Linked DNA regions of Homo sapiens: region 2 is linked to region 1. A link is an interaction called in ENCODE POLR2A ChIA-PET data of the cell type or tissue named here. Cell type or tissue: endothelial cell of umbilical vein. All regions are shown on one strand.

What was found. Peaks named below come from ENCODE experiments on the same cell type or tissue, not always from the same donor. Only the 100,000 strongest peaks of a DNase experiment are listed, where the experiment ranks them.
Region 2: POLR2A ChIA-PET joins it to region 1 with 10 read pairs; 2 of 35 experiments call an interaction of 5 or more read pairs at or near these places.

Annotation. Positions count from the first base shown.
Region 1 is chr6:13,197,699-13,200,198 of GRCh38, forward strand. The region is part of intron 7 of PHACTR1 (phosphatase and actin regulator 1); the gene reads left to right. Among named protein-coding and RNA genes, the nearest start is that of TBC1D7, 130 kb to the right of the region's middle. In endothelial cell of umbilical vein, no CTCF peak of the experiment used is centred here; no DNase peak of the experiment used is centred here.
Region 2 is chr6:13,306,400-13,308,899 of GRCh38, forward strand. It overlaps TBC1D7-LOC100130357 (TBC1D7-LOC100130357 readthrough), which reads right to left. Exons shown (of 9, transcript NM_001318809.2): 6 at 1,201-1,346; 7 at 1-128. TBC1D7 (TBC1 domain family member 7) reads right to left here. Exons shown (of 8, transcript NM_016495.6): 6 at 1,201-1,346; 7 at 1-128. Among named protein-coding and RNA genes, the nearest start is that of TBC1D7, 21 kb to the right of the region's middle. RefSeq lists an enhancer at 842-2,041. In endothelial cell of umbilical vein, no CTCF peak of the experiment used is centred here; a DNase peak (open chromatin) is centred at 1,412; H3K27ac peaks cover 1,588 bases.

The DNA of each region.
Region 1 (2,500 bases):
TAGAATCATTCTTCTGAGTTCTAAGCCAGTGGTGGTTTCACCAGGACATTCTGCCCTCGGCCCACAGCAGAAGCCTCTGCACCTCCTTCCCAGCCCTCCCAGAGCAGTGCTGGGATAATCTCCTCCTCCACAAGGCTCTGGGCATTTGTTATTTTGCCTATGGAGGGAGTAGCCTCTTTGGAAAGGAATGCCTCTTTCAGGGGTGCTTCTCAGACTTGATAGATCAGCGTCCCCTAGAGATCTTGCCAGAGGGTCTGGGGTGGGCCCTGAGCATCTGCCTTTCTGATAAGGTCCCAGGCCATGTGGCTCCTGCTAGTCCATTGGCCACACTTTGACTCGCAGACCTTTAATACAGCAGAAACCAGTCACTGAGTTCCACCTTTTCCCGTTGCCCTGAAGACATGATGAAAAGATAAACAAACGTTTATTGGGTATCTACTATGCACTAGGCTTAGTTCATTCTAGCAGGTAAAACAGGAGGAAATAGCCACGCTCAGTGAAATTTAATAATTACTACATCACACATAGCCCTTGCAAGGAAAAATCAGCAACATGTTAAGAAAAATGAAAGGGATTGAATTGACTCAATAGGCAATGCTGTGACACAGGGAAGCACGAGGCCTTGGGGGTCCCATGGGCAGGCGCCTCAGCCAGCCTCGGGATGATGGGCTTCCTAAAGGAGGCAATTAATAATGAGGATGGTGATAGCATCAAGAATTATGGTTACTCTCTGTGGAATAACTGTCTGGAGTGTCTGGAGTGTCAGACGCTATGCCACACGGTTTATGTACTTTATTTAATTTTACAATTGTCCTATAACACAGGGGTGTCCAACCTTTTGGCTTCCCTGGCCCACATTGGAAGAAGAAGAATTGTCTTGGGCTACACATAAAATATACAAATACTAATGATACCTGATGAGTGAAAAAAAAAAAACGAAAGAAAAGAAAAAGATCCGTGCATAAATCCCGTCATGTTTTAAGAAAGTTTACCATTTTGTGTCGGGCCACATTCAAAGCTGTCCTGGGTCGCATGCAGGCCGCCGGTTGGACAACCTTGCCATAACACATTATTTCACAGATTGGAAAACTGAACATCAAAGAGATTAAGCAATTTGCTGAAGCCAACAGAACTGAATCAGTGCATGATTTTATAGTTTATCTTATACTTTTTAGACCAACAAATGTTGGTAATGATTTTGTGCCTCTTTGCCTGATGAGAACTTGCAGCACCAGGTGTCATTTCCATCCAGGTAGATCAGAGTGATCTGGGAGTTTGTTTACAAAGCAGATTCCTGGGCACCACTGTGGACTTATTGAATCTGAACTCTGAAGGTGAGGCCCGGGAATCTGCCTCTCCCAAGCTTCCCTAATGAGGCTGATGGAAACACTACTTTAAGAAGTTAGCTGCTGGGAGCAGTGGCTCACACCTGTAATCCCAGCACTTTGGGAGGCCAAGGCAGGTGGATCACGAGGTCAGGAGTTTGAGACCAGCTTGGCCAGCATGGTGAAACCCCATCTCTACTAAAAATACAAAAAATTAGCTGGGCTTGGTGGCGTGCACCTATAATCCCAGCTACTTGGGAGGCTAAAGCAGAATTGCTTGAACCTGGGAGGTGGAGGTTGCAGTGAGCCAAGATCACACCACTGCACTCCAGCCTGGGCGACAAAGTGAGAGTCCATCTCAAAAAAAAAAAAAAAAAAAAAAAAAAAAACATTGGCATCTTGAAAAGTGGATGCCATGCAGTAGAAGCCTGATCTACCCAATTCCCTTTGTCATCCTCACTATAAAAATGTAATCGCCTCACTAAACAGAAATGGGTACTAGATATATATTTCTTGGTTTGTTTAGTAAATTTACAGAGTGCACATAGGGTAAATAAAAAATCAGCAAGAAGGCAGAAGAACCTGAATGCTTTGAATCAACTATGTAGGAAAAGCTAATTGTTTGATGAAGTACTTATTGCTTGACACAAAATTTTGAAGAAAGGCTCTTTATGCAAACTTGTCTAAAACATCCTTAAAGTTTAGACAAGATATAGATAGAAATAGAATAAAAGATTTTATTTCTATAGATAGAAATAAAATAGAAAAATTCACCCACAAGGATATAAGACATCTTATCATTTACAAAAGGCTCAATGACAAATGATTTTTATAAAACTCAATTGGAAGTGCCATTAGACAAATTGGTTTAAGAAGTATCCTTTAATTGCACATTCTAATGTGGACAAGATAATCATTAGGTGAATAGATTTTAGGCAAATTAGCTTTTAATAAATTGGTTTAGGGAAAATTGCTCTTTTACTTTTTACATGTTGGGAGCATAGAAATAGAATCTGGAAATTATCCCAATGACCCCCCAGGATGGACATTGGTCCAGATGCTGGATGGAACTGATGCATCCTGGCCTTGAGTGCTGCAGTATCCCTGCCTCAGGCAGCACCATACACCAAGCGATTTAGCACCCTGAGCCAGTGATTCTCAGCTCCTTGTATATG
Region 2 (2,500 bases), 110 kb after region 1:
TTTCCAGAAACTTTGTTATCTTCTCTGCACTGTTCAGTGCCATAACTTTTATTTTAAAGGTTAATAAAATTTCGACAGCTACAAAAACTAGGATCTTACAGGATCCACTCACAACTTTATCCCAAACCCTACAAAAATAAGGAGATATAATCAAATTATATGAGTTTCAGAATTATGTTTAGCCTAGACATCTCAAATTACAAAATAAAATCAAATTGCTCCAATTTTATGTAAAAGCTTCAAAGAACAACTTTTATGAAATAATCACCAAAACAACAACAAAATACAGAAGCCATTTGAAATCTATTCTAGATACAATCAGCACTAGAAGGAGAAAGGAAAGTTTACTAAAAATTACTGCTCCACTAGGAATCTACCAAAATCATATTCCCTCATGTTGTGAACCTGACATTTCTGAGGAAGAAAAAGAAAATCCTAAACTAATGGTTTATATTCTGCTAATATGCCATAATGCTAATATAATTATAGCCTACTAAGGGACAACAAAAGATGTATATGAAATGGGATAAATTCAATTTCATTGCCAGTGATTCTGGGGACAGACTCCTTAAACTTCTCCAAGGGCGTAAGGAGCCAGTTACTGATCTATAACCACTCTAAAATAATAATTCTGATCATTCCTGTAACTCCTAAAAGTTGGTATTCTACTTCATACACTTAGTTACATATTATCTTATAATGTTCTCTGTGTATTGCACTGTTCAGTGCCATAACTTATTTTAAGAGTTACTGTTCTACTACATCACAAAGTCTTAATGGGTGGCACCTGGACTCCGAAATACCCAGACATGTCTGAAACTGACTGGAAGAACTTAGTCAAATCTTTGACTGCTTTCAGCTTCTTTAAAGATATCATGATGAAACTAACACTAAGATTTCTACTGGAGGAAGATTTGTCACATTTCTGGAAAAAAGGGGCTGACGCTTATATAAACTCATGGAGACCATTTGAGGTGTGACTGCTTCACAGCATCTAACGCACTGAGGGCCCTTAATTTTTCTAATTGTATATTCAAGAATAAGCAGAATCATGTGCTGTTACGGTAGCTGCTGGAGGACTGAGCTTCAAATTACTGTATTGTTCTAAAGCAAATTTATAATCTGAGGGATGACCACATGAAAGGCCAGAACTCTGCTCTAACGCCAAGCCTTCAATATGTCTTCGAAAGACCTACTTGCCTCTGTAAACTGGATTCAGGCAAACATCCCGCAAAGCACCTCTTGAACCAGAGATCATAAGGAAGTTTGGGCGCCGCGGAACACATCCTCAGATGAGTCAGCAGTCTGCCATCTTCCAGATTCAAGTATTGTTCAAACGCTTTTGGCTAAAGATTAAGCAAGAACAGAGATTATTCATTTTCTGTGTCATAACATCATCTGATATTATAGTCTCTGATGAAAAAAAAGTACATGCTGAATTCAAGGAAGTATTAGAAAACAAAACTTCAGAATTATCCAAGTCACTTGTGACACAGCAGTTTCCTAGGTCAGCCCTAACTAAAGTAACAAACCATCCAGGACTGAGGAGTTTCCCAGGACACAGGGCTCTTTCAGTGCTAAAACTGAGGCAGTCCCAGGCAAAATGGAATGGTTGGTCACCCTAATACTAACTTCACTAGCCAGATTCAACAGCCTAAGGCAAAAGTCCAAAGCAAAATTCAGTTGTTCTGAGGAGCTAAGGAAGGCCCATTATATTACTGGCTGGTCTAGAGCAGCAGATTATATACTAAGGAAAAAAGGGGGAAAGAGGAAAGGTAAAACCAAAGAAATAGAGTGGGATTAGAGTGGGGAGAGGGCATTAGGAAGAGTAAGACAAAAAGTGATGGTGATGAGAAGGGGCTGACCAGTCACTGACCATACATACACTGCCCTGGATTGAGCACCACTGTGCACCAGTGCCAAGCAGGCTCACACAACAGGGATGTCCAGAGGGTGAACTCTGTATTCAACATAAATGTGCACAAGAATTTCTTAGAATTCAAGGGATAACTCAGAGGGAACAAAGCACCTGGATTCCACTTGGTAGCCTCTCTCATGAGGTCAGGTGGCAGCCAACACTAGAAGACTGGAGAGCTAATAAAGCCAGCTCCCCAAACCTGGCCAAATCCATCTTGCATTGGCTGCTATATTTAGGCTGGCTGCTATATTTAGGGTCCACTGGCTGAGAATGGGCTCTAAGAGTCAAATCCTAAAGTCCACACTCACTATCTGCAGGAGTACAACCAGGGCCCGCATCACTTAAGCAAATGTAATGTTTATTTTACTCAATATCTATACCTCTCTGCTTCTGTTAAAGAGGAGATTCATCACCTTTACAATGTCCACTATAGTCAGAGACTGTGCTACACACAATGAATGGAGTGAAAGGTAAGAGAAAATCCCTGCCTTCAAGGAGCTTACAGCTTGAGACATACTAGTAAAGAGGTAACTACAATACACTGTAACGCTGTGATGCTATGATGGGAACAAGCACAAGATG